2 separate regions of the Homo sapiens genome follow, and region 2 is linked to region 1. Evidence: chromatin loops called from intact Hi-C (ENCODE). Cell type or tissue: Panc1. All regions are shown on one strand. Links, peaks and the distances in the headings refer to the core of each region. The heading gives the core; the rest is flanking DNA. Region 1 has its middle 400 kb from the start of MIR548AD. Region 2 has its middle 24 kb from the start of VIT.

Region 1 (9,547 bases), core at 1,042-9,041:
ATACACACACACAAACACACACACACACATATATATGTATGTTATATATATATACCAAAAAAATGTACCTCAAAAAAATGTACCTCAACAAAACCACAATGGATTGGAAGGGAAATGATTAAGCCAATAGTAGAGATAAAATAAAATATTAACAAAACAAACTTGATTAATAAGTAAAATGAACCTTGATTAATCCAGCAGAAAGAAGAAAAAGAAGAGAAAGGAAATAAAATCAAGTAGCATGATGGTAGATTTAAATCTGTGTCAAAAATTATCTAAGTGTAAATGGCCTACACACTCTAATAATCAGATTATCAGACTGGACAAAAAAGCAATGATGAACTATATATAACATGTCTACATTTTATGTATACCCATTTTAAGTATAAGGTATCAATAGGATAAAAGTAAAAGGAATGCAAAAAGCATATGATGCAAACGCTAATATTAAAAAGCCATAGTGGCTACAGTTAGGTAAAGTAAACTTCAAATAAAGAATTAACAGGGCAATAAAGAGGCATTTTATAACGATAAATGGGTCAATTCCTAATGAAGATATAATAATCCTACACTGTAAATGCCTAAACAGAATTTCAAAAAGCATGAAGCAAAAACTGGCAAAACTGAGAGCAGAAAGAGAAAAATTTACCATTATAATTGGAGATATCAACACTCATATCTTAATAATGATAAAGCATGTAGATAGAATATCAGTGAAGATACAGAAGACTGAGCAGCACAAACAACTTGACCTAATTGACACTTATTTATAGAACACCTTACCAAAGAACAGCAGAATATACATTATTTTTTATTGAATATGGCACATTCACCAAAATAGACCATATGTTGGGCCATAAAACAAGATTCATTCAATTTAAAAAGATTCAAATTCACAGTATGTTCTCTGACAGCAATAGCATTAATGTAGAAATCAACAAGAAAAAGCTATCTGGAAAAGTACCAAATAGTTGGACATTAAACAATACACCTCTAAATAAACATGTCAAAGAAAGAATCACAAAAAGAATTAGAAAATACCTAAAATTTCACAAAAATGAAATCATCAAAACATCAAGATTTCTAAGATGCTGCTAAAACAGTTATTAGAGAGATATTTATAGCCTTAAATACTTATATTAGAAAAGAAGAAAGTTCTAAAAATTAATAAGGTAAGCTTTTAAGAAACTAGAAAGAGGGAAAATAAACACAAATTAGCATAATGAAATTAATAATAAACAATTGAAAATCAATAAAACAGAAAGCAAATAAAAATAGAGAAAAATCAGTTAAAACCAAAGGTGTTTCTTTGAGAAGACCAAAAAACTGATAACTTTCTTACTAGCTTGATCACGAATAAAAAAGGGAAAAGATACAAATTATCAGAAATTAAAGAAGAGACATCGCTAAAGATCTTACAGATGTTAAAATATAATACATGACTTTTTTTTTTTTGAGACAGAGTTTCCCTCTTGTCACCCAAGCTGGAGTGCAATGGCATGATCTCAGTTCATTGCAACCTCCGCCTCCCCAATTCAAGTGATTCTCCTGCCTCAGCCTTCCAAGTAACTGGGATTACAGGTGCCTGCCACCACGCCTAACTAATTTCTATATTTTTAGTAGAGACGGGGTTTCACCATGTTGGCCAGGCTGGTCTTGAACTCCTATCCTCAGGTGATCCACCTCCCTCAGCCTCCCAAAGTGCTGGGATTAAAGGAGTGAGCCATCACACCCTGCCATACATGACAATTTTAATGCCTATATGATATAATATTCTACCATCAAGAAAAACACAAGTTGCTAGAAAATCACAACAAATCAAAAGCCACACAAGGATATAGAAAATCTAATTAGCCTAATATTCATTGAAAACATTGATTTCTCTATCAAATATGTATCTACAGATATCTCTACAAGGTGCTGATTTCATTTTCTTTTAGTATATTCCCAGAAGAGGGACTACTATGTCATTAAGTAGTTCTATTTTTAATATTTTTGAGGAAACTTCATATGGTTTTTCATATAGCTGCACCAATGTACATTCCCACCAAGAGTGTACAAGAGTATATTTTCTCCACACCCTTTCCAACACTTGATGTCTCTTGTCTTTTTTATAATAGCTATTCTACCACGTGTAAGGTGACACCTCATTGTGGCTTTGATTTGTGTTTTCCTGGTGATTAGTGATGTTGAGCACCTTTTCATACACCTTGGCCATTTTTATATCTTCTTTGAAGAAATGTCTATTCAGATCTTTTACCCATTATAAAATCAGGTTATTTGATTTTTTGTGATTGAGGTGTATGTGCTCCTTATATAATTTGGATATTAACCCCTTATCAGAAATATGGTTAGGAAATACTTTCTCCCAACCCATTTGCTCTCTTTCATTTTTGTCAATTGTTTTCTTTACTGCATAGAAGTTTTTAAATTTGATTTGATTAGGAACTTACAGAGGTATCTGTGCTGTCGCGTTCACTGAAACTTAATTCACAATAGCCAAGATATGAAAACAACCTAAGTGTTCATTGATGGATGAATGGATACAGAAATTTTGGTACATATATCACAATGGAATATTATTCAGCCTTTTAAAAAGAAAGAAATTCTGTCATTGACAACAAAATGGATGAACCTAGAAGACATTATGCTAGGTGAAATAAACCAGACACACATAGACAAATACTGCATGATCTCACTTATATGGGAAAGAAGGGGAGTGAGGGGAGGGAGGGAAGGAAGAAAGGAAGGAATTGAAAAGTTGAATACATAGAAACATAGAGTACAAGGATGGTTACCAGGAAGGCAGGGAGGGATGGGAAGATGTAGGTCAAAGGATGAATAAGCCTAGAGATTTAATGTATAACATGAAGATTAAATTAATAATATTGTATTGTTACAATGCGGAAATTGGCTAAAACAGTTAGTAGATTTTAGGTACTCTTACCACCAAAAAAAGGGAAAGGTAAATATGTGAGATGATTAGTATGTTAATTTTATTGACTACAGTAACTATTTTGCTGGGTATAAATATATCAAAACATCACATTGTACACCTTAAATATATGCAATTTTAAAAACTTAAATCTCTCCAGTAAAAAGCTAAGGATCTTATGGCTTCAATAGTCAATTGTGTCAGACATTTATGGAAGAAATAATACCAACCATACACTTTTAGGAAACAGAGAAGGAGAGAATACTTTCCAAATCATTTTGTGAAGCTAGCATCACCCTGATACAAAATCAGACAGAGACATTACAAATGAAAGAACCATAGACCAATATCTATGCATTAAATGAATATACATGCAAAAACCTATTAACAATTTATTGTAAATAAAATCCAACAATATATAAGGATAACATAAGGGGTTTGTTCTGGGAATGCAAAGATGCTATATCATTCAAAAACCAAATAATAGAATTCACCCATTAAAAAATAAAGAAATATATCATCATCTCAAAAGATGCATAAAAAGTACTTAATAAATTTCAAGACAACTTCATGGGGACTGTCAGAAAGATAGTAATAAGAGAGAAAGAACTTCTTCAACCAATAAAGATATCAATGAAAAAGCTATTTTCATTATTATCTAATTGCATTATTAACAGTGAAAAATTGAATGCTTTCCCTCTGAAAATCAGGACTAAGTCATGGATATCCACATTCACCATTTCTATTAAACTTTAGGGCATGCAAAGATTCTTTATATGTTTTTGTGAATAGGTTATATGGCCTTGGAAAAGGATAAGTATGTTTACAATGTTGGCTGCCGAGTTCTTTATATGTCTATGAGTTCAGGTTGTTAATTAAATTGTCTACTTGATCAAAGTGTATTAAAAAATATTCCCATCAGAATTCAGTTTGGGAAAGTTTGGGTAATTCTGCCAATTTTTTCCTCATATGTTTGAGGCTACATTGTTGGATTAATAAATTCAGGACTCAAGATTGTTATAACTTCATAGAGAACTGTTATTTTTATTAAGTGATAATCCTCATTATTCCCAGCAACACATTTGTCTTTGAGTCCATCCATTCTGATAATATTGCTACATCAAATTTTTTTGGATTGGATTTTTTATTTTTCAATCACTTACCTTTCAACTTTCTATACCATCATATTAAAGAGACATATCTTGCAAAATGCTTATAGCTGGATTTAATTTTTGCTTTTGTAGTCTCTCTTTCTCTTTCTCTCTCTCCTTCCCCCGCCCCCGGAAGAAACTCTCAACATGAAATATTCTTATATTTACAATTGTTGTGATAGCTGATATATGTAAATTTATTTTTCTTTTAAATGTTTAATTCCTTTTTAAGTATATACTGTCTTTAGCTTGTAATATTTATCTCTAGTTATATTTGTTACAGAACTGTGATTTTTCATTTGAAGCTCTTTTTTAAGAAGTCTTTTCTAAAAATACATATCAAAAGAGGGGTAAAAAGGCACCAGTTAATGTCTGTTTCTTAATTGAAATTACCAGCCTTTCTTCCAATAGGAAGGTGACATATTTGTGAGAATTTTGGATCTAGAAGGAAACTTAAGAGAGGCTGACACTCATTTTACATGTGAGAAAACTGAAGCCTGGAGTGTGTAGATGTTCAATGTCACAGAGTGAGTAATCACGATCTGATTGAACTGAAGTCACCTAACTCTTTGTCTAGTATTCTTTCCATGGTGTCCTTTTAGATTTATGTTGTACAGACTGTTGAATATCATCAGTTCTGCAATACAATAGTAGCACATGTCTTCCTGAAGGAGCTTGTAAATTGAATCAATTCTGAGATATGCATATTAAGTTAAGAAGCATGCAAAGCAGATGGCAAAATGCAAATGGATTAAGAGCTCCAAGGTTATCCAGACTAGAGTCTATTTAAAGAAATGGTAGTCTGTTTAAGTTTTATCTGTGACTTTGAAAACAATAGGCTCAACCATACAGAGAGATATGAAACAGTCTAACTTAAATTTGCCCTTTGTGAAAAGTGCTTTATTTTAATATCTAGTTTATTATTTCTCATTTATGTATACCTGGCAGTATTCTTTCTCTGCAGCTTCTACTTTTCCATTGAGTACTTAATTTTTTTTTATCATTTATTTCCCCTCAAAGATATTAACCTGCTTGGCATTAATCTGATTTTCTAAGCCATATTTCATTTCCTTTGTTACTTTTCCAGATACCTAAATTTTAAAAATGTTATTTTCAGCTAATACCATCTGGGACATGAAATGAAAACCCTGTGTACAGAGTAATTACCCTATATTTCAAAATGAACTGCTGGGGTAAATTAAATGATGAAGTAATATGTCTTGAGATCTCACGGTGTTGACAATGGAAATGTAGCAGTCATATTCAAAAACAGCTCATACTTTATATGAGAAAAAAAGGGAAATGCTAAAATCTAGTTTCAAATTGAGCTTTAATTTCTAGTTTAACATTCTCTTCTCAGGACATAGAATGCCAGACTTCCTAGCTCAGCAGATCTTTCAAAACCAGCCTTTGAGATTTCGGTCTAGGGCTGCATTCTGAGCATACTCTTTAGGGCAGATAGACCAATTAGGCATTTTTCTGACAGCAGCCAATGTCGTGGGGCCTTTGTTAAATTTCTGTCACATCTTGTACTTATGAAAATGAACTGCGTCCTTGGGAATTTCAAAAGGTAATGAAGCATGGACCGGAGAAGGGCACCAGAGGGAGACAGAGCACAGAACGCGTATGTCGTTGTAGCATCGTGATGGGGGAATGTGGTTTCTAATGATGGTGATGGTTCTCTATGGTACATAGGTCCAAAGAGGCTGAATCAAAATGCCAACCTCATGAATTCTAATGTCCAGAATAACCTAATTTTTGACAAAACTCCTGTGTGCCACCAAGTATTCTGAGAAAATGTAGATATGAAATTGTGTCTATTTTATTTTATATACAGACATATTTAAAGCTGAGAAAGGGCAGACATGAGCTTTCCACACTCTCTTGAGCATACTCTATATTGTATCTGCCCATGTCAGCTCCAATCTCAGCCTTTCACCCCTTGAACTGAAGAGCTCACTGAATGACCAGCTTATCTTGAACCATGCTTCCAACCTCTGGAGCTCGTCCCATTTTACTTTTATTCTTCTCCCTCTGTTCTTTTCCTTCCTGTCCCAGTCTCAGTCCTGCATTTATCTGTTCATCCTCAGATTCCCTGGAACTTCACTTTGAGTGACAAAATCATCCCTTTTTCCCAGAGATGGTCCCAATTTTAGTACTGGAAGTTCCTACTCCCCATCCTTTCTAAGTTGCTCTGAAGATTTACAACTTTCTTCACACCCAACCAAGGGACCAATCCCGCTTCATACTCATTTCTTCAACAGCTTTCTTTGTCTAATAAAACACCAACACACATACCCAAACACCACACACACACACACACACACACACACCGTGCATACACACACACTTTAAAAATATACTAAACAAACCCAGGCCTCGCTTCACTGTAGTTTGACTTAAACGGCACCTTTCTCTTTGCCCCTTCAATATTAGCTAGAACCTCATTCATAAAATTTGCTTCACTCTGCATTTTGTTTGTATTTCGAGCCCCTGTGCTCCCAGGTCAGCCCTGTGCTTAGTAGGTGTTTCTGTCTCTTTGACTCATTTCATCAAGCTTTTAACACTCTCTGACCCTTACTTGCAGGCTCACACTTGCCTTGAATATTGAGCTAACCTAGGAAAGAAAGTGTATATGTCAATAATCCTTCCCTCTTTTCCTCCATGAAATGGAACATGGAATTAACTCACGTTTCCAAGCTGTGGAATTTACTGACCAAAAGTAAATATTCACCTTCTCCATGTGATGTGCTTTCTTCTTCCCTTTTTGGAAGCTTTTAAGGTCTTCCCTTTATCTCTATTGTTCTGAAATGCTGTATATGCTTTTGTAAGGATTATTTTTCATTCATTGTGCTAAAGACTCAATGAGTCTTTCATTGTGAAGATTCATGTCTGCTGATACCTTTTTAAAAATATTCCTTTTCTATTAATTTACACATTCTGTCATTTTTCTTTTCTTTCTAATGGTTATTGTTTATATGTGACATTCTGTTCTTTTTAATAGATGCAACATTTTCTCATTAAGGTGATCATAAAATATAATGCATTTATTTAATGTGTATTGTCATCTTTCTAATAATCAAATAATTCTATTAAAATATATCTTACAATGCCTTTATTTTAGTTATAAGTTAAATTATATAAGTTAAAGAGTTTCATTTTATAATGTTAAGAGTATGACAGTATATAGTGAAGTGAAATTGTTGAAGTTGCTCAAAGGACTGTGGAAAATCTTGTTTCTGGCCTCCGAATTCACAGCCTTACAGTGCTGTTGAAAACTGAGAGCAAACTTAATATATTATATATTTTGTATCTGCCAAAAAATAGATCATCCTAAAAGAGCCACCTCTGTTTTCTCTAGTCTACAGAGGTCAGTTGAAGGACTCACATGCTTTAATCCTAATCAATGTGTTGAATGAAAAATACACGAAGAAAACAATTCCACATAGGGGCAGATTTTTTAAATAATAAGAGAAAAAAAAGAGTGATCATAATAATTAGAAATGAACCAAAGGCCACGTGAATTTTAAGTAAAATAAGTCCCTGGGGATAAAACCAAATTAAAAAGTTATTAATGGAAGTTCTTAATGGCACAGGAGTCCTTAGACAAGGCAGGGGAAAATTGTGAGTCAGCACTGAATTAATAACAAAATGCCCTCTCTATTAACAAAATTATACCACAGTGCAACTGAATAAGATGACATGGGAAGTCACTTCTGCATCAGGCAAGGTAAATACTATAAGAAATATTATAGAAAAATTAGTCCAACCCTTGTTTTAATAGAGAAGCAACTGAGACCAAACGGGAACACTTTCTTAAAGGAAAAACAAACATGTCGTTCTTCACAAGGTGGCAGTAAAGAGAAAAATGAGAGTCAAGCAAAGGGGGCAGCACCTTATAAAACCATCAGATTTTGTGAGAACTTACTCACTATCATGAGAATAACATGGGGAAAACCGTACCCATGATTCAGCTACCTCCCACCGGGTCCCTCCCACCACACACAGGGATTATGGGAACTACAATTCAAGATGAGATTTGGGTGGGAACACAGCCAAACCATATCAGGGGGTACCCTAAGCCCAGTAGCAAGGCTGTGGTTCTTCTAGGCTTGTGGAGGCACTGCCTTGACGATCTTAGACATGTTCCAGGAGAATTCACTGGATTATCAGGCAGAGACTATTGTTCTCTTCCCTCACTTTCTCGGAAAAAAATGAAGTCTCTCTCTCTGTTCTGAGCCAACTAAAGCTGGCGGTGGAGTGACAGGCACCCGAGTGGCCACCACTACTGTGTCTGCACTGAGTCTGACCTGAAGCCAGCACAGCACTGGGTCTTACCCAAGGCCTGCTGTAATAACCCCTTGGCTATGCCTATATTCACTCAAGGCCCTCGGGCTCTACAATCAGCAGGTGGCAAAGCCATCCAGGCCTATATCCTTCCCTTCAGGGTGGCAAGGTCCCCCAGGTCCTTGGTGGGTTCAAACATGCCACCAAGAACGCAGGGACTAAAGTCAAAAATCTTAGTCTACCTGGTTTTCTGTTTTACTGATGCTGATCTGGCACTCAAACCACATTTTGCAGTCCTTCTCACTCTTCCCTCCCCTTTCCAAAGGCTGAGGGGACTCACACCATAGCCACTGTCACCACTGGCCATTGGGAGTACTGTCAGACTACCACTGATGTTCCCTTTTGTTCCAAGAACACTTACGTCATTTTGTGGTGAATGCTGCGTGGCCTGGGACTCAACCTTTGGGGCAGTTGGCTCTCCTCTAATCCAGGGCAGGTACAGAAATGCTGTCCAAGAGTCAAATGTTGGAATCAGGGGCCCCAACAGTCCACTTGGTACTGTATGCCTCCTGTGTCCATGCTGGTACCTGAAGCCAGCAAGTCTCAGAGGCTCAACTAAGGCCCTCAACATAGTGCCTTGGTATCACTGCTTGTTATTTGCAGCCCAAGGGCTCTTCAGTTAGTAGGTGATGAATGCGGCCAAGACCCCTTGAAGACAATGGGTTCCCTTCTGGCCCAGGCTGTGTCTAGAAATGTACAGGAGCTGGGGCCTGTAGCAGGAACCTCACCACTCTGACTGGTGCCCTGTCCTGCTGTGGCTGAGCTGCTATCCAAGATGCAAGACAAAGTCCTCCCTCTCTTTCCTCTCCTCTCCTCAGGTGGCAGGAAGGGGTCTCTTCTGGAGCCCTCAACTGTGCATTGTGGGATTAGGGGAGGGAGATACCAGCACTTTCTTGGCTGCCCCAGCTGGTGTCTCAGTATGTCAGGTGCCCCTACAGTCAACTGTCTCTGGGCCTAGCTCAGCCCTAGGGCTCACCTACGAGTTGCAATCCTTGTGATCTAGAATGCCTTACAAGTTTACTTAGAGAACAAGAGCACTTTGGCCCCCAGTGGTGGGGTTTGGGGGCACTCAAGTTCAGACGGTTGGGATAGGCGATTCCCCTCTGTCTAGGGC
Region 2 (9,547 bases), core at 1,137-9,136, 800 kb after region 1:
CGGGGAAAAGCGCTCCATGTGGAAGGAGCAGCTCATGCAAATGCTCCGTAGGGGGAAAGAACTTGGCTCTATGGAGGACGGAAACTGGCCAGCGTGGCTGAGACCTGCTGAGCATAGAGAGGCATGCTGTGAGTGAGGTTAGCGGGAGAAGCGGGTCTGGCCACTCAGTGTAGGAATATGGATTTAATTCCAAGTGCAAGGAAAACCACTGAAAGCTTTTAAGCCAAAGGTTTATATATAACCCTATTATGTTTTTAGGCAATGACTCTGGCTGTCTTGGGGAGAAAGCCTAGAAAGAGATTAATAAAAGAGATAGGAGACTATAATTTTTAAAATTGGGAAATTATTGCAGTAAATCTAGGGAAAAAAAACTTTCATATACCTTAGAATTTATTTCCGATATCTATTCCATTCCATTGATCTCGATTTTTATTCCTGCACCAGTTTTGTATAGCTTCATAATAGTTTTGATTTGTCATCGAGCAAGTTTTCTCATACCCCTCAACTCCGAATTTCCTCAATATTCCTGCATGTTTATTCTTCCATTTGATCTTTGCGATGATACTGTCAAGTTCCACAAGTAATCCTGATGAGATTTTGATTGAAAGTGCCTGAACTTTACAAGTTAATTTAGGGAGAATTAGCATCTTGGTAGTAGTAAGCCTTCCTGTCACCCAAAAGACATATCTCTCTCTACATTTATTTCTGCCTTCTTGTCTTCCTTTATGACCCTCTGTAAACTCATTTTTATACTAATTTTTGTATGCTAGACCTGTACATTTCTTTTGAAGTTCACTTCTTGATAATTTAGGGGGTTTTGTCTTTTTTTTTTTTTTTTTTTTTTATGGAGTCTCGTGCTGTTGCCCAGGCTGCAGTGCAGTGGCGTGATCTCAGCTGACTGCAACCTCTGCCTCCTAGGTTCAAGGGATTCTCCCGCCTCAGCCTCCTGAGTAGCTGGAATTACAGGCATGCACCACAATGCCCAGCTAATTTTTTTTTTTTTTTTTTTTTTTGTATTTTTAGTAGAGATGGGGTTTCACCATGTTGGCCAGACTAGGCTGGTCTTGAACTCCTGACCTCAGGTGATCTGCCTGCCTCACCCTCCCAAAGTGCATGATTACAGGCATGAACCACCATGCCCAGCTTATTTTTTGATAATTTTTGTTATTGTTGTTGTAACTGGGAGTTTTCTTTTGTTATAGGTCCTAATAAAACTTTTGTCATATTTCCACATATTTGTAATAGAAAGGGACAAAGGTAATGGAAAGAAGTGAGTTGACTACATTTTTTTCCTGATCCATCAGTCTCACTCCGGGGTTGTAGTTTTTGAAATTGAAAATCAGAGTATGCAGGCTTTGTCATCTGGTTCCACCACGACAGCTTCCCTTGAAGCAAAGGAAGCCTCCTGTCTCCTGACCCATCTGAGGGGAGATTATGGGGGTATGAGGAAGTGTGGGAATAAAAAAATCAATTAATACTTCAGAATGTCATCCCACTGTATTATATATAGATTATACATATTTACATTAAACCAGAAACGTTAAATGGGACTTTTTATGTTGTCTCATATTCTGTGACCCTCAAAGACAAAAGTTCACACATACAAGGAGAGGTGTAAAGCATATTTTGGGACTTGTTATAATGTAAACACACACACACACACACACACTCACCCCCCAAAATGCAAAACAGAATCCTCTGAGGGAAACATAAATTGTTTTATTTTATTCTCAGTACTCTTCTGTGTTTTCTAAATATTTGCTAATAAACCAACTTAATTTTTATGGTCAGAAAAAAAACTAAATAGCAAGCCTAACAGAGTTTCAAATAAATTTGAGAAAACAGGGGGAAGATTTCATGCTTAGATATTCTCAAAGAGCACGTGGCTTCAAAGTAATGCCTGCACCTAACAACTGAAACCTGACCATAAGATCCCCTGTAATTCCAAAATGGCTAAAGGACAGAAGTAGAGGAAAGAAAGGGAAGAGGATGAAAGGGGGAGAAACAAAAATTTAAAGAACTCAGTGTGACTCCACCCAGAACTCTTTGATGACTGGGAGAAGCCAGGCCTCTCAGGCTACTTTGTTGTCCCACGTTCTTCAGCAAGTGGAATCGTTTTCAAAATGGAACCCATGGCCTTCAACAGGCAAGGAAGAGGTAATAGGCCAAATGAGTTGATCTCAGGCTCAAATAACCAGAGTGCAGAAGAAACCTGTCAATGTCATATCAAAGCCACTTCAGGTAAGAGTTACAAGATCATAGACAATGGGAGGAATGTCTCAGGCCGCAGACAGACATGCAGGCCTGAACTTCAAAGAAAGGAACAAAACATGGTACAGAAACAACAGAGAGATGAGCTTGATATTAATTCCAGAAAAAAAAATCTAGTTTGGATGATTAAACACTGGCCTTAATCCTTTAAAAGTGCTAGCAATTCAGTTTTTTAAATCCCTGAAAGAAGTTACTCTGGCTTTCTTTCTACTCATTAAATGAGCTCTAGTTGGTATACGCATGCGATATTCTTTAAGAAAGAGTTTCATTGGGCTCAGATGAGATTTGTAACAGAACAATGTTGCAGAGGCTGAAAGCACAAGCCATTCCAGCCCCCAGAACTATCAATGTAGAAACCAGTATTTCTTCAATGGCTATTAATTAATTGCCAGGCACTGTGCTGGGTTTGCGACGACTAAGGACTAAGGAAATGTCCTGTCTCTCAGGACATTCCAGAGGGGAGATAGACGGTAGGTGCTATTATAGCCATGATGGTACTCAGAGACTGGCATATCTGGAACAACATAAAAATGACATATTATTTTTCCAGGCCATTGGGAAAAGAACTTTAAGTACTTAACATTTGAGGAGGTTCCTCTGGCTGGCAGGCAAAGCTTTGTCCTTCTGTAGTGAAGGTAAGCAGAAACTGAATGACATTCTTCCTGGGATACTCCAGGTCGCACTGGGATCAAGTTTGGATTGAATGTCTCTGAAGTCTCTTACGTCTCTAAATACCACACTTCTGTAAGATGAGTCAGGACTGGGAGAGCCAGAAGAGGTTTCCAGGAGGAAGTAAGACTTGATTTGCACCCAAAATGAGGACAGAATTTCAATAAATAGAAAGTAGAACACAGCAAATGTGACTGAGTTTCTTCTCACCAAATGTATGCCAGGTAAATTACATTCTCTTCAGAGATTCTGTGAGATTCCCAATGTTCTCTAACAAATCCATGTCATGCTTAAACTAACCAGAGTGGATTCTGTTATTTCCACTTCTGAAATTTGCCTATTGCATTGACTCATTGAAGATCTCATGGATCGGTTGGGTCACACTGTGACTTTGCCTTCTTATTCATCAGGCGTACTATGTGTCATGGAAGATGCTATTCACGCCTTAATAATTGTGCTTTTTTTTTAATATCGTGGGTACAGAATTTATGAAATGTTTACCCTGTCTCTCAGTATAGTGGATTCTCATTTGTTCACTCCTCCCACCTAAATGTACCATGTATTTCTCCAATGTGCTCCTCACCAGGTGGGTAATTCTGCTAACAGGCAAAAATGGATAGAGCAAGATGCCACCAGAGGATACATCTCCCTTCTCCGAAGCAAGACAGAAAAACAAAACCATGTTTTACATAACACATTCATTTTCTTCTCCCTTTTCTTCTCAAAATTGCTCTCTTACACAAAAGCTCTTTCATCCAGCAGGAATAAAAAACATTAGTAAGAAAAATGCATACCTAAATACTGTACATTTATACATTCATTAATGATGACAAAGAACAACTTCAAAAGAAAATAGAACCAATAAATAATTCATCTGATCTGCCTACACAATGCTGAACAACCAGTTTGCTGTCGTCATCAAATTAGCTGGTTATTTATATATGACATCGTCTCAACCCAATATTAGTGCAAAGTGGTATATTTGAAAGGACTACAAATTAATGGGACTTTAGATGACTAAAAATAATCTAAATACTCAAATAATTCTTTCCATATTCACAAATCCAAAGTCTAGAAGAGAATTTCTAATCTAGCATACTACTAGCATATTTTTACATTTCTAAAGAGAAAGCATAGACTTGTTCATGTCTCCAAAGTATTCAGGCCCAATTAATACCATTTAAAAGAAGATTGTGATATATTTGAAGTAAGATTATACAAACATATACTCAGCTTTTTAGTGAGGAATTGTTATTTCCATTTAAAGAAAACTATGTATTACATAATTAATTTACGAGAAATCAACTTAGTGCCTTTTAGGTGATCATTTGTGTCAAGGTTCCCTTTCTCTAAAGGGCATCTTGCAAAACTCAATAGTGCCCCATTGTGGAACTGTGGGACAACTGACAGCTAATCCAGGCTTTGCTATTCTTTCTTCTGTTTTGTTTTCTTTATAAGATAAACTTTCTCTAGTTTAGAAACTACAACTAAATTTCTTTAGGTGTTAACAAAAACAAAGAACCAATCATATCCATGAATATGTAAATATACTTATAGAAGAATGTATATTTCTTAGAAACAAAATGCTTTTAATATTTCCTAACTTGTTACTTTAATGACTATTCCAAAGAGTAAAGAGAAAATAAACGCTACTTGTCAAAAGTACTGCCTTATTTTTCTACATATCGTGCCCCAAAGGTAAGTACATTAAAAACTATAAAAAGAACATAGGCGATATCACAGAAAAATCTCTTCTTCTAAGGATGTGGGAGGAAAATAGTTATAAAATATAATGGCACCTTATTTTCAAGCTTCATCTCATGATTGAAACAATTAAATTTTAAGAGAACAGTATATATCATAATTCACACGCATATTTTTTCTTCCTGTTGTGGAATGCACATTCTACAAGTCTAAAATGGAGCAAAATCTTGGGTCCATGCTTAAAGATTGTGCCTGATATTTCAAATCCTACTGACAAAAAAACACCTCATCTGTAATGTCATCTATCAGGTTGTTGCATGGTTCTAATTAACATTTTCCTCCGCATATTAAGGCTAGAACTCCTTCCTTGTTTATTCCCCCACTCCCTCATTGCCCCAATATTCCTGAGTCTTCTCTTTTTTAGGTGAATCATCTCCAGAACCTTAAACACTTTTTCACAAGACTTGGTTTTGTCTGCTTGTCCCCTTGTTGCAATCTATAGGACTACTCTGTGGAGGACACCACCTCCGAGCTTAAACTAAAACTTAAAAGTAAAATCATATGAAAGACGAAAAGCAGGACTATCCAGCCAGATGAGTTTCTAAATCAATGAACAAAGCATCAAAAAAATTGAGTTTCTGTTAAAATATGTTACACCATCCATCATTGAAGAAGTACAAGTCAGCAGAAACCTAGAGCAAAAGATTTCAAGAGTAGTGGTAGTCTCATCATAACAATAATAATAATACTTTTTTTACAAGTTATAAATGATACTTACAGATATTAAAAGCCAAAAAAAGAAAAAAGTTATAAATAAAATGGCACTAACTCATTTTAAAGAATAAATAACGATGGTTAAAGCAAGATGCACTATGATACCTGACAAATTATACGTTTGTAAACACTACAGAGAAACTGAAAGCGTAGATGGAGCAGTGGATGCTGCAAAGCAAAGAATCACAGATGCACTGGCTGGCATTACAAAGACAAAGTGCTCTGAAATTAGTCAAATAGATGACAATGGTTTAAAGAAGATGATTTAAAAAAATAGGAGCGTGTACGACTACAGATAACGGGTTACTAGATAAATCACAAAATGCCAACAATAAAGAAACATAAGCAGAAAAAAAATTTGCTTAACTGTTTCCTGATCTGAAGGATCATTTTGGCATGTTGTTATTCAGCACATTAAGAGAGCCCATTTAGTTCCACTCAGAAATAATCCTCACTGACATGTACTTGTCACGATTTTATACTTTAACTAAGGCAGGATTTCCAGGCTGCCAGAAAGAAATAGGAAGCAACATTTAAAGATGAAAGTGATAAGAATGAATGTGGACCTTCTTTTGAGACTTTTGAAAAATGAAGAATCTTGTAGAAAAAAATACATGAAGTAGAAGAAACTGACATTGAATTGTGGATTATGTGCTCATCTTCAGGAAACTTGATCGGTTGGTGACCTGAGCAATCTTCTTCTGACAAGTGCCCTGGGGCCTTTGGCTGGGAGATAATTTTTTGTTAATTTCCTACTTTGAGGTCTTCTTGAACTCAGGTAGCATAATTTGAGCCCCAACCCTACATGAGTTATAGGTCTTTGATTACAAATTCTCAAAATGCATTTCTTTTTTCTACTCAGAGACTAACCCAAGACATCAGAGTTTCATGGCACCTCTGCTGTTGAGTGAAACTTTTTCTAATCTATCCTTTTCCTGAGGTTGTAGCTGTGTAATGACTCTGGCTGTATGCTGGGGAATCAGTTACCTTTAGGAGACCCTAAGTCTTCTCTTCTGGCCCTGTGTGAATGCTGAAACCGAAATCCCTAAATTACTAAAACTTAGAGTCCCTCCCCGACCCCTTCTCCCCAAGCCAGCGGCAATACCAGTTCACCTGTTTACCTCTCTGGTTTTATTCCCATCCAGACTTTTTTTCTTTCCTGGCCACAGGAGATTTCCCATACATTCTGCATATTATACAATAAACATATTTGTGCATCATTTTAAATAAATGTATAACTATTATATGGATCTATCATAATTTTTAATGTACCTATTGAAATGTTTGATTTTTCACAATTAGAAATAATACTTGGGCAAAGATTATAATTTATTTACCTACCTATTGAACTGTTTGATTTTTTTACAAATAGAAATATTGCTCCGGTAAATATCCATGTATCTAAACTTTCGTGGAAATGTGTAATGATTTCCTTAAAATAGATTTCTCGTAAAGGATTGCTAGGCCAAAGGTTATGCGCATGTTCAAGGTTTTCACTTCAGCCATAGACAGCACTCTGTAATACCTTTCTTATGATATTTACCTATTTCTTCCTTATTTTATACTCATTGATGGACTTAACTTGTATTCCTTACTAGATTTTAAACCTAATGGTAAGTAAATCCACAATATTCCACTAGTTTGAACAAAGCACTTAATAAAAATCTTCTGGCTTGAATGTAGCCAAAATTAGTAATTTTAATGGTTCAGAATCAATATTAATAAACTTGTCCTTGAGTTTTATTGGGACACAGCTGCAGCACAGAAAAATGGCCTCTCAATGCAGTTCCTACCTATCTAGGTTTTGTGCTAGATTTCCAGAGAGAAGAAAGGATGGAAGATTAAAGAATAATAAATGAATCTATGGTGGCAAGAGAGACAGAAAAAATGGCTAATAAGAATATAAAAAGATGTTCAACTTCATTAGTCATTAGGGAAATGCTATTCAAAGCCACAATGAAACACCATTTCACACTCACTAGGAAGGCTAAATTTTTTTAAAAAACACAAACAATAAAAAATGTTGGTGAGGATGTAGAGAAATTGGAACTCTCACACATTGCAGGTGGAAATATAAAATTGTGCAGTCACTTTGGAAAACAATTTGGCAGTTTCTCACAGTGTTAAACATAGTTACCATACAACCTAGTAATTTTATCCCTGGGTATCTACCCAGGAGAAATGAAAACACATGTCCACACAAAAACCTGTACATAATGTTTATAATAGCATTATTCATAATAGCCCCAAGGTAGAAACAACCCAAATGTCCATCAGCTGATGACAGGATAAACAAATGTGGTATATCCATTCAATAGAATACTATTTGAACATAAATGAAATGAAGTACTGATAGCACTACAACATAAATAAATGTTGTAAACACTATGCCTAGTGAAAGAATCCAGTCATAAAAGACCACATATTGTATGATTCTATTGGTATGAAATGCCAGAATAGGCAAATCCATGGAGACAGAAAGTAGATTAGTGGTTGCCAGGGGCTAGGAGGAGGAAATAATGGGAAGGGAATATTAATTAGCACTGGAGTTTCTTTGGGAATGATAAAAATTGTTCTAAAATTAGATTATGGTAATGGCTGCACAACCCTGGAAATATACTAAAGAACACTGAATTGTACACTTCAGTGAACTTTATGGTATGTAAATTTTCTCAATAAATTTGTAAAAAGAGAGAGAGGGGAAAAAAAGAGATCTCAACTCCAATTTACCCTTGTTGTAAGACTCTGTGTTTCATTAATTACCATTCCCATGCATATCCAAATCTCTCATTGACTAAATAGCAGTTTGACATTTTTCCTGAAATGATCAGAGCTTACAAAAAGTTCAGATGCACCCTAATGTTCCCCCTCTGCATTTTTTAAACTGCTGTTTACTTCAGCTTTTATTTATCCATCTTCAATCTTTATTCATTATTTTCTGATTGTAAACAGCTTTGCACTATTTGCTTTGCAGAGGAATTTACTAGTGCCCCTAAGACTTGCATTGTTTAACAACCTCTTTCTTTAACTGCCTGCTCCTTTGCAAAAAGTCTTTGGGAGCAGTAAGAAGGAGGATTTTATCTTTATATGATGTATTCATAAACCTTTGTATATACTCAACCGTTAAAACTTCTCACAGATTGTGGCTGTAAAATACAAAGCTTGAATGATAAATTTCAACTGATGGGACCAGTTGTTTCAGAGACAATAAAACACATATCATATAATCTTACTTTAAACACACACTTCTTCACCCACAAACCCACCTCTGCAATTGGGAAATAGGCATAATGGAGAAATTTTCTGCAAGAAGGCATAAAAACCAGAGTTCTTAAAAATCTACGTCAATCTTCCTCCTCCTCCTCAACATTAACTTCCACTGCACTACTATTCCCCACTTTCCCTTCCTGCACCTTCTAGCAATCCCATGGTGATTTTTAATGATAGCTGTTCTCAAATTTGTTTGTAGTTTCTGTGTATGGACACTCCTGTAGGAATTTCCAGAGTATTAACCAACCGTTTGAGTAGATTGGTGATGGGGAGGGGAGAACATCCTTCCGCCTTAGGAGTGCACCTCAGGGGAAGACAAAGTGGTAATTGTATTGTGGTGAGTGAACGCAAACTGCTGAAGAAATAAGTCACACATCACCTCTAGACAAGGAGGCTCAGTTACAGGGTGAATCAGTTGTCCAAAGAGATGGAGAGTAAACACCAACCTCAATTCTGCAGAGACTGGGAAGCTCAATGGAGAAAGCCCATTTTTTATTCTTACCAACTATTCTGAGAGATGCTAAACATTTTGCTGGCGGGGGAATGGAATAGATCTGTTTACTTTTTCCCCCACCCCCGGTAAGTTCTCACATAGCCCTCTTTTCTATTTTTATGGTTTTCTGCATGTGCTTTGATGTTTTTCTATTTTTTCCCCATTTTCTCTCAAGAGCTCACTCTTAACCACAAAGTACAATGACAGGAAATGTACATTTGTTCAAGATAGTATAGAAATGGTTTACATTTTTGCTTCACTTTGCCCAAAGGGGAAGGTGTTTCCAACTACAAAATTAGGGGAAGAGGGAGGGCAGGCCACACACAGAGAATTTGCACTCTGGTTGACTTGAGTTCACTTTTAAAT

What was found. Hi-C counts contacts between places; a loop is a spot of excess contacts. Peaks named below come from ENCODE experiments on the same cell type or tissue, not always from the same donor. Only the 100,000 strongest peaks of a DNase experiment are listed, where the experiment ranks them.
Region 2: it touches region 1 in a loop (7-fold over the local background); 7 of 110 quality-filtered maps call a loop at or near these places.

Annotation. Positions count from the first base shown.
Region 1 is chr2:35,866,186-35,875,732 of GRCh38, forward strand. No RefSeq gene overlaps it. Among named protein-coding and RNA genes, the nearest start is that of MIR548AD, 400 kb to the left of the region's middle. In Panc1, for the core only: CTCF peaks have their summits at 5,680 (motif pointing right), 5,945, 7,991 and 8,196; a DNase peak (open chromatin) is centred at 5,685.
Region 2 is chr2:36,668,086-36,677,632 of GRCh38, forward strand. No RefSeq gene overlaps it. Among named protein-coding and RNA genes, the nearest start is that of VIT, 24 kb to the right of the region's middle. In Panc1, for the core only: CTCF peaks have their summits at 4,327 and 4,549; no DNase peak of the experiment used is centred there; H3K27ac peaks cover 7,344 bases.